Linked DNA regions of Homo sapiens: region 2 is linked to region 1. The links are chromatin loops, found by intact Hi-C in ENCODE. Cell type or tissue: B cell. All regions are shown on one strand. Links, peaks and the distances in the headings refer to the core of each region. The heading gives the core; the rest is flanking DNA.

Region 1 (7,459 bases), core at 1,812-4,311:
ACAGAGAGAATAGAGTCTACCCTATGACTCACCCCAGAGGTCTTTCCACTGCACCTCATGACTGAAAGTGGTAATGGATTATTAACCAGTTAACCTAACACCTGCTGGCTCAAAGCAGCAGAGAAAAGTATAAAGACTGCTGTATCGGAGGCGGGCAGCTCTGGCTGGGAGCACAACTTTGTCACATTTCAAATGCAAGATTTTAACAGTTTCATTACCTCTTTGAGACTCAGTTTCTTGATCTGCAAAAGTAGGGGACAGCAATACCTAGTTTGCTAGGCTGACGTAAAGATGAAAAATGATACAATTAAAAGGATGCAAAGCAAGTACTCGAAAAAGAGTTGCTGTTATGTTTATGGGTAATATATTAATTAGGCAGCCCTCCTGAATAGCACTCCTTGGCTGATGATAAAGGAATTTTAGCAACCAGACTAGAATGTAAGATTTGCAGAAAGCTTGGGGAACAGGGTCAATCTAGGCCCTTGCTCTTCAGATTTACAGCCAGCGGCAGCCCCATGCAACCCCGTCATAGTCAGAGGTATGGGCTGACAGGGCCTCCCAAAGCCAGGCCAGGGGGATGGCGAGGTCAAAGGCCGGTGCTGCTGGGATAAACAAGAAATTGGGTGGACCCACAGCAACTCAGGAGAGCCCTGAAAAGCGTCCCCATGCTAATAATAAAAGGTTCCTGAAATACATCAAAGGCAGGAAGATAGCTTGAGAATCCGGAGACACCTGATGGTGCCACAGCAAAGAGCACGAGAGACCCACGAGCCAAATATGAGCGGCACTGGGAATTTTTCCCTTTTATCTTTACTACTGCAAAAATTACATATTTCAAATCTAAAATATATGTTGAAGCACACGGGTCAGAAATCTTAGCTCCAGTGATGACTACTATCTCCTTTTCCTCTATGAAAACTCTCTTACTCAATCAGTCAGCAAATCCCACTGATGTACCTTCAAAATATCTCTCGCCTCTATTTATTATTTAAAAAAGTATTTATTTAGCTTCTATGCAGGATGCACCTGACAAAGACTTTGCAAACTGGTATTGGATATATTTAGGACAGATGGTCTACTCACCAGAAAACAACTGCGTCAGGATACTTCAAATAAAAAAAGTAGAAACAGCACCAAATGGGATGCTTTCCAATTGACATCATATTTTTTAAACAGCCTAAGGTGCAAGAGCTGATTTAGGCCAAAAGTGATAAGAATTCACTTTTGATGGCAGCAATAAAACTGCCACATAAATGTTCTCCAAGGCCCGATGATTCTCCATGGGTCAGTTGGCAAGGGCTTCAGAAATGCCTCTGGCCACATTGTCAAGATCTTGTCTGGTGATGGAGAGATGGTAGAGATCATGAACAAAGCTTGCCAGTTCTTCCTTTACCACATCATGACCTTTTTGTTAAACAGATTTGCAGAGATGTCTCTTGACATCCAAAGGTATCACATATGTGGTTTTAATGCACAAATCCAAATTCTGGATTTTGGAGAACAGATTAATGAGCTAAGCAGATATGGGTGGCTCATTTACTGGGCTCACAGGTACCTACCAAGCCTTCAGGTGCTCATTATCATTCTTTTTTTAAATTTTTTAAATTTTTAATCTTTTTTTATTTTTTGAGATAGAGTCTTGCTCTGTCATCCAGGCTGGAGTGCAGTGGTGCCATCTTGGCTCACTGCAACCTCTGCCTCCTGGGTTCAAGTGATTCTCCTGCCTCAGCTTTCCAAGTAGCTGGGATTACAGGTGCCTGCCACCACACCCAGCTAATTTTTATATTTTTAGTAGAGATGGGGTTTCACCATGTTGGCCAGGCTGGTCTCGAACTCCTGACCTCAGGTGATCTGCCCACCTGCTGGGATTACAGGCGTGAGCCACCATGCCCAGCTTCACTATCATTCTTAATGATGCTAATGTAGCTATTGCTGTTGCATTTTTCTGTTGGCACTGCCCAGAGTCTACCTTCACACTTGCCCATTCCTTTATTTCTTTACAGGCTTACTGAAAGTCATACGTCGGCTTCCTCCTCGCCTTTCTAACTCAGGTCAGGCCCTCACTGCTGCAATAGATTTCCATATTCCCTCAACATCCCATCTCTTTTCTACCAATAACCTTATCTTTTTGAACCAGGTGTCAGTGCTATCATGTCTCTGCTCAGAGGCCTGCTATAATATAGAAATAGGCCATAGAGAACCATGAAAAGAAGGGGAAGACTGAGCTCTGGCCCCCAGACAAATCCACTGGATAACAAGTCAGGTAAAATACAGAAACTGCCCAGGTATGGCCATTTGGTGTATAAATGCATCTTCACCTCTTGGTAAGAAATCAAAGCTAATGTGTCAATAAGGTCATGTTCTTCTGTTAACTAAGTCTGTGCGTCATTTATCCTCCGTTGATGACAAGCCCAATCATCATCCTCCTGGGTATGCAGAGAGCATCACGGCCAACAATGACAAAGGGTTAGTTTTAAAAAGCACCTGAGTCCAGCCTGGGCAACATAAGAAGACCCTGTCGCTACAAAAAATTTAAAAATTAGCCAGGCATGATGGTGCGCATCTGTGGTCCCAGCTACTCGCGAGGCTGAGGTGGGAGGATCGCTTGAGCCTGAGAGGCGGAGGTTGCAGTGTGTTGAAATTGTGCCACTGCACTCCAGCCTAGGTGACAGAGCGAGACTCTTTTTCAAAAACTAAAATAAAAAAGCACCTGTATTTGTGGGGACAGAGTGAGAGACTTTAATCCTAGGAGCTCAAGTCCAGGGGTAACTAACCTGGCGAACCTGTCCTGACCTCTGTCCTATGGTATATGGTAGCTATTACATCTCCATTAAAATATGGGAAATTTGAGACCTAGAGAGACATCACTGCTAATAGGTATAAAGAAAGTGCATAAGGTTTGAAGTCAGACAGGGCTAAATTCAAATAGAGGCTCTGCCATCTACTAGTTTTGGATCTTGGAATTCTCTTAAGCCTCATTTTTTAGATGCAGCTTCAAAAAACAATGCCAACAGAGTGGTAAGGATTAAGAGACAACCTATACGAAAGCAACCAGCAGAGGGCAGGCACTCAGGAAGTCTATCTTGCGGGGTCTGATGGTGCTAACAGCAAGAGGTGACCTGAAATCAGGATTTCAAGAGCCTTAGCCCTGGCTTTTAAGCAGAGTGAGCTGGGGGAGCTTGAAAAAAGGTATTAATGCTCCAAGGCCACCACAAATCAGTTGAAACAGAATCTCTGGAGGTGGAGCCTACATATCTGTAGAGCCACTGAACTAGTAAGGCAATTCAGGAATCAGAAATACTTATCCCTAGAAAGTTAAATTGGTGAACCTAGGCCAGCCATGGCAGCTCACGCCTATAATCAGAGCACTTTGGGAGGCTGAGGCAGGCAGATCACTTGAGGTCAGGGGTTCAAGACCAGCCTGGCCAACAGGGCGAAACCCCTTCTATACTAAAAAATACAAACAAAAAATTAGCCAGGTGTCATGGCACACCCCTGTAATCCCAGCTACTCAGAAGGCTGAGGCAAGAGAATCACTTGAACCCAGGAAGCACAGGTTGTGGTGAGCCAAGAGTGTGCCACTGCACTCCAGCTTGGGTGACAGAATGAGACTCCGTCTCAAAAAAAAAAAAAAAAAAAAAAAAAAAGATAAATTAGTGAACACAAGGCATGGTAGATAAAATTAGCATCTATAGGCCGGGTGCGGTGGCTCATAACTGTAATCCTAGCATTTTGGGCGGCCAAGGCAGGTGGATCACTTGAGGTCTGGAGCTCATAACCAGCCTGGCCAACATGGTGAAACCCTGTCTCTACTAAAAATACAAAAAAATTAGCCAGGCAAGGTGGTGGGCGCCTGTAGTCCCAGCTACTTGGGATGCTGAGGCAGGAGAATCGCTTGAACCCGGGGGGATGGAGGTTGCAGTGAGCCGAGATCACACCACTGAACTCCAGCCTGAACGACAGGGTGAGACTCCATCTCAAAAAAAAAAAAAAAAAAAAAAAAGTTAGCATCCATAGAAGCCACTCTTCCTGATTTGTCTGCCAGTGGGCTGAGGAGGAAGGCATAGGAAATATCCAAGGTCAACCCCAGGTGTTTATTCCTTACTAGAAGTTGGCCTAATAGACATCAGGGCTTGGCAGGAGAGAGTGTAGGTTAATGAAAGGGGGTTGACTTACAGCAGAGTCAGGACAGGAAAGTAAACAGCAGAGATGGGGGGTTTTCTCCAAGTAAAAAGACTGTTCTGCAGACTAGAGCAACACCCTTAGTTCATGTGTTCACATCTTCAGATAGAGGTGACTGCTGTGAGCTGATTTAGCAAATACGATCATCCCTTCGCTCAGAATTCACCCCTCTATCCAGCGTTCTCGTGGTAATCTAGCTCCCTTCGTGGACTGTGTTCCAGGGCACATAATCGGCTGTCCACAGGCAGAATTCTGCCTATGCAATAATGAATTGGGGTCTGATTCACACTTCCTTGTGAGTTTGCTTGGCAAGTCAGTCTACCCAAGGCTGCTCAACTCCAGCTGTTTTGACAAATCAAGTTTGTAGATGGACCTAGGCTTCCATGGAGCCCTGTGCTTGAGAAAGCAGCACGTCTCCTTCCTTGATTTATTTCTTTCAAAATCCACTTTGTGGCCAGGCGCGGTGGCTCACGCCTGTAATCCCAGCACTTTGGGAGGCTGAGGCGGGTGGATCACGAGATCAAGAGATCAAGACCACCCTGGCCAACATGGTGAAACCCAGTCTCTACTAAAAATACAAAAAAAATTAGCTGGGTGTGGTGGCAGGTGCCTGTAGTCCCAGCTACTCAGAAGGCTGAGGCAAGAAAATCACTTGTACCTGGGAGGCAGAGGTTGCAGTGAGCTGAGATCACGCCATTGCACTCCAGCCTGGTGACAGAGCAAGACTCTGTCTCAAAAAAAAAAAAAAAATCCGATTTGTTACACTCATTTCTAGTCTTGAAATGGTCAGGTGCCTGTCCATCCTGTCACCGTATCCACTGCGTTGGAAAATATGAGTAAGACTGACAGGAAACTAGAAACGCCGCCTTTATGGGCTGCATTATGCCATCTAAAGTGTCATTTAGACAAAGTCACACCAGGGAAACTGGGAGGTGGAAGTCTAAAACACCACCATAGAAATTAGGTCATCGCTCACTTTTTATTTCCTAATTAAATGACACTAAAGATTCCTAGTCTTTCCAGCCATGCCAGAATCCCTTAGCATGAGGAGCAGGCTTCTCTTCCAGCCTCCAAGAAAATGGTTTTTTCGTTTGTTTTCTGCTCACAAACACATTTTAAAAGGCACCATTCAACTCGGCCCCTAACAGATGGAGCACCTGCCCCATCCAGTGTCAGGGGCTACAAACTTGGCCTTTCCACCCAGAACAGGATTTCCCTGCCTTTCCTCCTCTCCAACATTATTTGGAAGGAAGAGTTCCAAAACCAGTTCCTTCACAGGTGAAAAAGCCAAGGCCCAGACAGGTGTGAGGCGTGCTGCCCAGGGTCAGGTGAGCATGAACCACGGCATGCCAGAGGTTTCCAATTTGCTTTCTCAAAGCAGACAAACCACAGCCCTGGTGCAGAAGAGAATTAACTCAAGGGCTCAGGCTTTTGCCCTCGGTGACTGGGCGGTGATGTCTATGCCCCTGGAATGTCCTACCTAAGAGGAGTGCTTTTCCTTTCTTGGGGGCTTTGACCATAGGAGAGTCTGACGATATGATTTATGTCGGGGGCTTTGGGACATACCATCGCAATTCTGACCTCCAACTGGAAACTAAAGGCATTTGCACAAGCCTTCGAGAGCAGCTGGAAACTGAAGGTGGGCCAGGCAGGCGGTGCGTGATCGAGGCCAAACATCAGAGGCTCAGGTGATGTTTTCTGGTCGGCAATACTGTGAGTATTGTCACACCTCATACCGGTAGGAGGTAGCGCTGTCCATGACTCCACAGGGAGAGGAAAACCAGAAACTCCACCTCGGGACCCTCCCAGACCTCGCCCTCAACCTCTTTTGTTTGGCTTTAATTTGTATCCTCCTTTTGCCAGAACGAAACTGTAATCCTAAGTGTAGGGCTTTTCTGAGTTTTGTGAGTTGTTCTAGTGAACTACTGAACCTGGCGGGGGCGGGGGGTAGTGGGAACCCCTGAATTGATGAGGGTGGCCTGGGGAGCCCTGAACATGCAGCTGATGTCTGCAGGGTGGGCAGTCTACCGAGGAGGCCTGTGTCCTTAACCTGGAGTTTGGCCCAACTCCAGGTAGCTCCTAAATTAAAGCACATCTCCTAAATGAAAACACAGCCACTGCAACAGAAATCCTTGGGAGCAGGTCCTTGAAATCTCTGCCACCTGAACAGCTGGAAACAAGGATCTGAAGTGGGCATCATCCCGCTTCAGTGCAGGTGGACCTTGCAGTGCAGGTGGAGGGAGACACGTGGGCTGCAGAAGACTGAGGGGGCCTCCAGACTAGCAAGCTCATGTAAGAAGACCATTCCCATCCCACTCGTTTTGGCACACACCCAGAAGAGGGAAAATGTGAGGAAAGAGAAAGGGCAGAGGACTCTATCAGAAAACTCATCCTGGACCCTCATTAAATTCCAGCTAGGAAAATACCTCCTGCCTCTCTAGTAGTCGGTGACCTCCGCTTAGTATCAAACAGAAGCATTTCCTATTAAGCAACCAAATTCAACATGACCCAGGTGTTCCTCCTCATAAAATTTAACTTGCACCTGCATCTGATCAAGTCATTAGATATAACCTTAAACTTGTAGAAAATCCAACTGAAGGAATAAGTATAGTGAGACCAGGAAGAAGCAATTAGACAAATGTAAATGATGTCTGTAGGAAAACTAGTTTTGGTCTCTTCAAAAAGTCAGTGTCATGAAAAAAAACAGCAGTAATAGGGCAATTGTGGTAGGATAAAAATAAATTTATGATTCATAACCAAATGCAGTCAGCGTTACTTGATTTGCATAAACCAGCAGAAAAGGACGTTTGCGACTATTAGAGAAGTTTGAAGTTTTTAGATGATGTTGAAAATGTACTATTAATTACTGAGTTATGATAATGGTCTTCGGATCAGTAAGAAAATGTTTCAATTTCTCAGAGATGCATGTGGAAATATTTAGGGGTAAAATGTCATGAAGTCTATATTTACCTCCAAATACTTCAGATATGTATTTACCTTGAAATGCTTCAGTGCTCATGTTTTGCAGTACTGACTTGGGAACCATGTAAATGTTTTGCATAATTATAAAAACAAAATTACATTTAAAAATGCAAAACAACTGAAATTGTAAATGAAATAAATGAACCCAACTGTAGGTCAGGTTGACATAGAAAAGGATTATTTTAAGTGACTTTTATGAAACCCAGTATTTTGACTGCAAATATTGGATATTTGGACAAAAACCAGAAAAGAAATTTTAAAATGAATTCAGTATTGCTACTAATAATATTGGTAT
Region 2 (7,459 bases), core at 1,791-4,290, 110 kb after region 1:
TGTGTATTTTTAGTAGACACAGGGTTTCACCGTGTTAGCCAGGATGGTCTCGATCTCCCGACCTCGTGATCGGCCCACCTCGGCCTCCCAAAGTGCTGGGATTACAGGTGTGAGCCACCGCACCCGGCCTTACTTGGTTTTTTAAGGATTCAGATGAACAGGAAAAAAGGGAAGGGAAATCTAGTCACAGGAAATGGCCTGACCAAGGAGTGTATTCTAGGCAGACTATAAAACATAAACCTGAGAATAAGTTCATTCGTTCATTCAATCAATATTTAGTGAAAATCCACTGTGTACAAGCACTGTGCTAGGAGCTAATAGCAGGAACAAGGCATGTAGGCTGCCCTCACGGAATTTATTTGAGAAGGACTACTGGAAAATAGAGTTGGATAAATGCAACCAGTAATTGGTTTAATTTAGACCGTAATGCATTTTGGTCTTTAGACTGTTCCCAGTAGGAACTGAGAGTTTTTGAGGAAGAGTGACAGATGCAAAGCCGTGTTACTAGAAGATGATTGCGCTGATGCTATTTCTGTGAATTACCGGGGGATAAGAGTGAAGACCACTTAAGAAACGCTTATAATGTTCCCAGTGTAAGACAATGCACATCCAAACTAGGGTGGCCACTGTGAAAAGGAAGGGGGAGTCCTGTGAAGATATACTCACAGGACGTTGGAAATGGCAGGAGCAAGGCAGGGATGGGAACAACAGACAAAGACACTACTGTCTCCAGCATAGATGCCTGGGGGAATTCTAAAAGGAAAACCAGGTAGGAGTAAAAGGTAAGGTGCAGTTCTCCAGCGCCAGGACTGGAGTGTTCTGAAGGCTGGGCTCTTTTCAATGCCCTTCTCTATTTTCATGCTATTGATCGTCCCCATTCTGGATCTCTTTCTTCCTCTCTGGCCTGACAAAATCTGTTCTCACCCTCTTTAGGAGAAGGTTTGATAGACTAGTTCAGAGGGATCAGTAATGGGAGAAAGTATAGCATGGACAGCAGCCGTGGAAGAGGCACCCCGGGTTGATAGGTTTTCCAAGCATGCTGTCGGCAACAGCCTATTCTGTGCATCTCCTTAAGGATAGCTGGACTCCCTCCAGAATTGTCCAGGAGAAAAGTTTCCCTCGATTCCACTTGGAAGAATCGCTCTTTAATTTTTGGTTGAGCAGGATAATTAGAGATGATTGAGTCGCATATCTGAAAGCTTGGGATATTTGGCACGTCCCTAACCTTGGAAGATGATATCCTGGAGGGCGGCCATCACACTTCCTCTGGGGAAGTGTCCCTGTGCCGTAGTGCTTTGCAATCATCTAGAGACCTTGTTAAAACACAGATCTGCAATCAGGTGTGGGTGGGACCTGAAGTTCTGCATTTCTAATAATATCCCAGGGATGCCCACGCTATTAGTCCGTGGACCCACAACCTAAATACGCATGTGTCTAGAAGCAAACAGCTCCTCTTCTAAGCAGACCTTAGATTCAGATGACCAGGAGTTTAAATCCCCTCTCTGCCACTTTTCAGATGGGTAACCTTAAACACGGTACCTAACTCATTTTCCTCATCTGTAAACCAAGGAAAATACTAATATGTACTTTAAAGTAGATACAAATGCTGGATGATATAGAAGTGGTTTCTTAGTAATCGCTAGTTCCAATAGCAGATTCTCTTCTATTCAACAGTGTGTTAAACTGTTAAATTCACGGAAGCATACCCAGCCCCCCTCAAAGGCTCTAAGGTCTGCAGAAGGAATTACCAAGAAAGCAAAGCACAGAACTCCCTCAGAAACTGGAGGAGCCATTGAAAACTCTTTATCACCATGTAATCCTGTACAATCACAAGCACTTCCGAAAACAGCATTATCCTGTATTTGTCTGAGTGATTTATAACGTTAAGATCGACCACATGATTTCCTAGCTCTAAATTTCCCAAACTCCGGTTTGCAGGGAAAGGAAGCATTTCTTTTCTAAGGAAGTCAGCACACCTAGATCTAGCCAACGGCAGTTGATTTTTAAGTTTCTTCAACCTTCACATTTCCCTTTCTCAAAAGTTGGATCCCACCTGCATTAAAAACTACTGTCCTAGCACATTACAAAGTTATTCAATCTAAAATGTCTTGTTTATACTAAAATTATAAAAATGCATTTAAGCCAGGTGTAGTGGTGCGCGCCTGTAGTCCCAGCTACTTGGGAGGCTGAGGTAAGAGGATTGCTTGACCCCAGGAGTTTAAGGCTGCAGTGAGCTGTGATGGCACCACTGTACTCCAGCCTGGGTGACAGATAGAGACCCTGTCTCAAAAAAAAAAAAAAAAAGAAAAGAAAAGAAAAGAAAAGAAAAAAAAGAAAAAAAAATCCATTTACAACACGAACCAGAATAGTCTTATACTGGATTCTTTGTCAAAGGTGAAGAAACAGGCCAGGTGCGGTGGCTCACACCTGTAATCTCAGCACTTTGGGAGGCTGAGGCGGGTGGATTACCTGAGGTCAGGAGTTCAAGACCATCTGGCTAACATGGAGAAACCCCGTTTCTACTAAAAATACAAAAAAATAGCCGGGTGTGGTGGCGCACGCCTGTAATCCCAGCTACTCGGAAGGCTGAGGCAGAAGAATCACTTGAACCCAGGAGGTGGAGGATGCAGTGAGCTGAAATCATGCCATTGCACCCCAGCTTGAGCAACAAGAGCAAAACTCCGTCTCAAAAAAAAAAAAAAACAAAGAAAGAAAAAAACGCAAAGGTAAAGAAACCTCTACATTTTGAAAAGCAAACCACAGCTCTGTAAAAGCGAAATTTTTGTCCTGTTAAATATCACCATTCCCTTGTACACATTAATCTTTTAACTCCCAAAACCTAAAGCATGTGAACATAAATAGGCTCCAAAATAATCTAGAGTTTGTGTGTACAGATAGAAAAAATGTGCATATTTTATTTTTAAAATTACTCTCACTTTCTCTACCACACACTAAGAAAAACCCCCATTTGGAGAAAGCCACACCCTTCACTAACGGCTCGATCAACCTTTCAAAACAACATGAAGGGCAAACATTAAGAGCCATTCAAAACCAAGGGAAATGACAATACAGTTGAAAAAAGTTCTCTGAATGTAAATGAAGCTACTGGAATTTGTGGGGAGCAGAATAAACAAAACAATTAAGCCATTAGCCTGTCTCCTTTGAGACCGTCCTGGCCTTTGGAGGAGAGCAATACCAGATTCCTCTAGCACAGGTGGATGGCACGTTGGCTTAAGGAAAAACAAAGGCAGCAAATCCTCGTCTTTAAACCAGAACAGACACAACCTTGGTCAGGAAATTTCACATTCTGAAAGTCCGTATCACCTAACAAGGAAAACCTTCTTATCCTGGCCATGAATCTAGCAGTGATCTTTCATATCAGCAAAAGCAGCCTAACCACTCCCCCACAAACGTCAGAAAAGCCCTCGCTTGGGGTCACAGGCCTGGGTGTCCTCAGGTGGCAGAACTCGAACAGACTGCTGCCTCCATGCCAGGTGGGCACCTGGCATGTGAACCTAAATGTGATAATAAATATCAGGCTCCAAAATGGTGCCCAGGTGGGCACCATTGCAATGGCTCTTTGTTCGGAGTTGGGAGCTTTTGAACGGATAGTGGTGAATTTGGTTTCCATTTTGACCTGGAAAGAGTAGCTCCACCCCTTGTGGGGACAGGTCAGGACTGGTTGTGTGATCTCAGGTAATTATAATTACCTAGCCTCTCAATTGAAGGGGCGTTAGTAGGAAAGGAGTGAGAAACAGGTAGAAACCTTCCCAGCCTACCAGCTTCCCTCCACAGCTACCCCCTCCTGCAGGAGCCCCACCGAACCACTAATATCCTGTTCTGTGAAAAGAAAACTCAAAAGGAAGCCCTAGTGGTTTTATCTGAGGGGGCTACTTTTATCTTTGAAAACTATTTCCAGTTTACAATTAGTTGTCTCCTTTAATCCGCTGGCTCTCATCAATCACTCATTCACTGGCGGCTGCCTTGCTGCCACCAAGTTGAATTGGAGGGTTTTCAGTCCTCTGGGCACTTTTGGTCTAGTGGGGAACAGTTGTTCAATTCAGCAAAGTTGCCAATTCTACCCCATGCCAGAAATACAAACACAAACCATGAGCATGACAGTGTCCCTCTCCGTCGTGACTTTCCAACCAAGGAGGATGGAATAATAAATATTAAAAATATCACTCAAAAACTTCCAATTGGCAGGAGGGCCCCAATTTACCTTGCCTGTCTCAACTCCTCCATTCCTTGTCTACAAGCCACTGGCAATTCCTCCTTCCAAATGTTCTAACTGGTGGTGATCTACATATCTTTCCAGATACTACAGGTTACCTACTCCTGCCACTCACGTGGGAGGCTATTTCTTTTACCCTTCTGTAGAGCTTAGGATACTTCACCCAGCCACCTGGAGCTGGAAATGGACTCTAAAAAGCTCAAAAAGTGCAAATCTGCCAATTTTTCACTTGAGTTCCAGAACAAAGATTTTATGCGCACAGTTTGACCCTGCCAGTCTTAGTTTCACTAAGCATTTTAAACATCCAAATTCAACCTGTCCTTCAAAACCACATGCAATTTTAAAAAGCAAATTGTCTAATGCGCAATCCCATGGCAATTCTTTCGATTCCTTTTTCCATCTCTTGTATTTGCCTATTTCTTTTTTTTTTGAGACAGGCTCTGACTCTGTCACCCAGGCTGGAGTACAGTGGCATGATCAGGGCTCACGGCAGCCTCAACCTGCCAGGATCAAGCAATCTTCCCACCTCAGCCTCCCAAGTAGCTGGAACTACAGGCACACACCACGATGTCTGGCTAATTTTCGTTTATTTTTTTGTAGAGACGGGGTCTCACAATGTTGCCCAGGCTGGTTTCGAATGCCTGGGCTCAAGCAATCCACCTGCCTAGGCCTCCCAAAGTGCTGGGATTATAAGTGTGAGCCACCACGCTCAGCATATTTGCCTATTTCTTAGGCATCTACACTTGTGAAAATCACTGGCAACATATACAACAGATTCTGTTTTCTAGGAGAACTACCTTTTGTTAAACAGTTGCACGGGGAAGGCGTTTGCCCCATTTTCAACATTATAGCTGCTGCTGAGTGAAGAAAGGCATCATGACTGCAGATTGCTTTCTACTGCCTTCCAGGGACAAGCCACCTGGCTTTCAGGTGCCCTTTTAAGTGTCTTTTTATCACCTGTCTCCTCTCTGTCCTCACCATTCCATCTTTCCGAAGGGCAAGCACAACGGAGTGGGGAGTGACACACATCAGACAAGGTTCCAACGAAAATGAAAGGCTTGCGACATTCAAATCACAGGGTGCTTTCACCTATTCATTCACTCCTGTTCATTCTATCAGCTGAGTACCCACGAGCAGCAGTTTTTTGGAGTAGATTTTAAGAATGCTCCACCTTGTAGGCAGTTCTGCATCCTACTTTTGTCCCTCAAGGAAAAGACCTGGGGGTAGTTTTAAAGATTGTATACTGATGCATAACAAAAAGAAATACAAACATTTTTCCCATTAAGTTTTTTGGGGTTTTTTGTTGTTGTTTTTCCTGAAACAGGGTCTCTCTCTGCAATCTCGGCTCACTGCACCCTCTGCCTCCCGGGCTCCAGCAATCCTCCCACATAAGCCTCCCAAGTAGCTGGGACTACAAGTGTGTAACACCACAACCGGCTATTTTCTGTATTGGCAGGTCTTTGCCATGTTGCCCAGACTGGTCCTGAACTCCTAAGCTCAAGGGATCTGCCTCCCTTGGCCTCTTAAAGTGCTGGGATTACAGGCGTTGCACCACTGTGCCCTGCCTCCTGTTAAGTTTTTTTTTTTGTTTGTTTGTTTGTTTTTGGTTTTTTTTTTTTGAGATGGAGTTTCACTCTTGCTGCCTAGGCTGGAGTGCAATGGCACGATCTCGGCTCACTGCAACCTCCACCTCCCGGGTTCAAGCAATTCTCCTGCCTCAGCCTCTCAAGTAGCTGGGATTACAGGCGCCCACCACCACACCCAGCTAATTCTTGTATTTTCAGTAGAGATGAGGTTTCGCCCTGTTGACCAGGCTGGTCTTGAACTCCTGACCTCAGGTGATCCACCCACCTCAGCCTCTCAAAGTGCTGGGATTACAGGTGTGAGCCACCGTGCCTGGTCCTCTCATTAAGTTTTAAAATAGTATCATATACTCAAGTATTGGAAGTCAAGAAACAACGAGGGGAGGTGGGAATGGGGAGAGGAGAGGCTGGGATACAAAGCTGAACGAGAAAGGATTCTACCTGAAAAGTAACTGATCAGAAGGAAAGACAAAATGCACATTAGCAATTATAAGATCTTTATAGATAAAGTGCTCATGAGATTTTGAAGAAGGAGATAACTTTTTTTTTTTTTTTTTGAGACGAGTCTCACTCTGTCGCCCAGGCTGGAGAGCAGTGGTGCAATCTTGGCTCACTGCAACCTCCGCCTCCCGGGTTCAAGCAGTTCTCTTGTCTCAGCCTCCCGAGTAGCTAGGATTACAGGTGCCTACCACCACGCCTGGCTATTTTTGTTGTTGTTGTTGTTGTTGTTGTTTTGTATTTTTAGTAGAGACAGGGTTTCACCATGTTGGCCAGGATGGTCTGAAACTCCTGACCTCAGGTGATCCACCTACCTTGGCCTCCCAAAGTGCTGGGATTACAGGCGTGAGCCACCATACCTTGCCAAGGAGGTAATTTTCAATGATGAGGCTCAAGAAGGCAGAGTTAAGGCTGGTTTAAAAGAAGAATTAGACTGACGGGATGGAGAGGGGGAGGAATTGATTCCAGCCAGACACAAGCTGAAGATGGAGAACATCTAAGCCTGAAAGGGAAACACCAAGTGGATGAATTTGGTCAGCTGATATAGGTGAGTGTAGCCACACTGCAGAGGTGGAATCACAGGACTTGGCAAGTGGTAGAATGTCACAATTCACTACATCTTAATTGGAGCATATAAAATTCACTTTTGTCAACTGACACTTAAATACAACTGCTGCAAAAAACTGAAGACTCTTGACTCATAGCCCCAAACAAAGAGGATGATGTCTCCTTGTCTCCATAGAGCAGACAATGCTTGCCACATTGTCCTCCATGCTTGCTTGGAGAGTTGCTAAGCAGGGCTGGACCAAGGAGTATCAAGAGAGCCTTAGGGAAGAGGAGGAGGAGGACAAAAAGGAGAAAGAGGAAGAGGAGGATGAGGAGGAAGAGGAGGATGAGGAGGAGGAGAGAGCTCCCTTTGGTTTACTGGCCTTACTTATGTTTCCTCACTTCTCAGCAGGTGCAAACTATGTCTCCTGCCTTCTCCAGCTCTCCTCATCCTTTCCAAGTCCAGATGAATGCTTCAAGGAGAGGATGGACAAGAGGCCTTGTGGGGAAAGAAAAGGACACTAGTTGGAAGATGGGTTTGGGGTGTGAGGGTGTGTGAGAGAAAGAGCTAGAAGGAAAAGGCCATCCCAGTTTTTCT

Evidence for each region. A loop is a pair of places that touch in the nucleus more often than their neighbours do. Peaks named below come from ENCODE experiments on the same cell type or tissue, not always from the same donor. Only the 100,000 strongest peaks of a DNase experiment are listed, where the experiment ranks them.
Region 2: a loop joins it to region 1, with 3 times the contacts of the local background. A loop is called at or near these places in 9 of 110 quality-filtered maps.

What each region holds. Positions count from the first base shown.
Region 1 is chr15:59,244,508-59,251,966 of GRCh38, forward strand. The region is part of intron 4 of MYO1E (myosin IE); the gene reads right to left. Among named protein-coding and RNA genes, the nearest start is that of LDHAL6B, 41 kb to the left of the region's middle. In B cell, for the core only: a CTCF peak has its summit at 3,042 (motif pointing right); a DNase peak (open chromatin) is centred at 3,064.
Region 2 is chr15:59,351,070-59,358,528 of GRCh38, forward strand. All of the region lies in intron 1 of MYO1E (myosin IE), which reads right to left. Among named protein-coding and RNA genes, the nearest start is that of MYO1E, 18 kb to the right of the region's middle. RefSeq lists enhancers at 2,647-3,166, 3,167-3,687, 3,688-4,207. In B cell, for the core only: no CTCF peak of the experiment used is centred there; a DNase peak (open chromatin) is centred at 2,982; H3K4me3 peaks cover 1,774 bases; H3K27ac peaks cover 1,946 bases.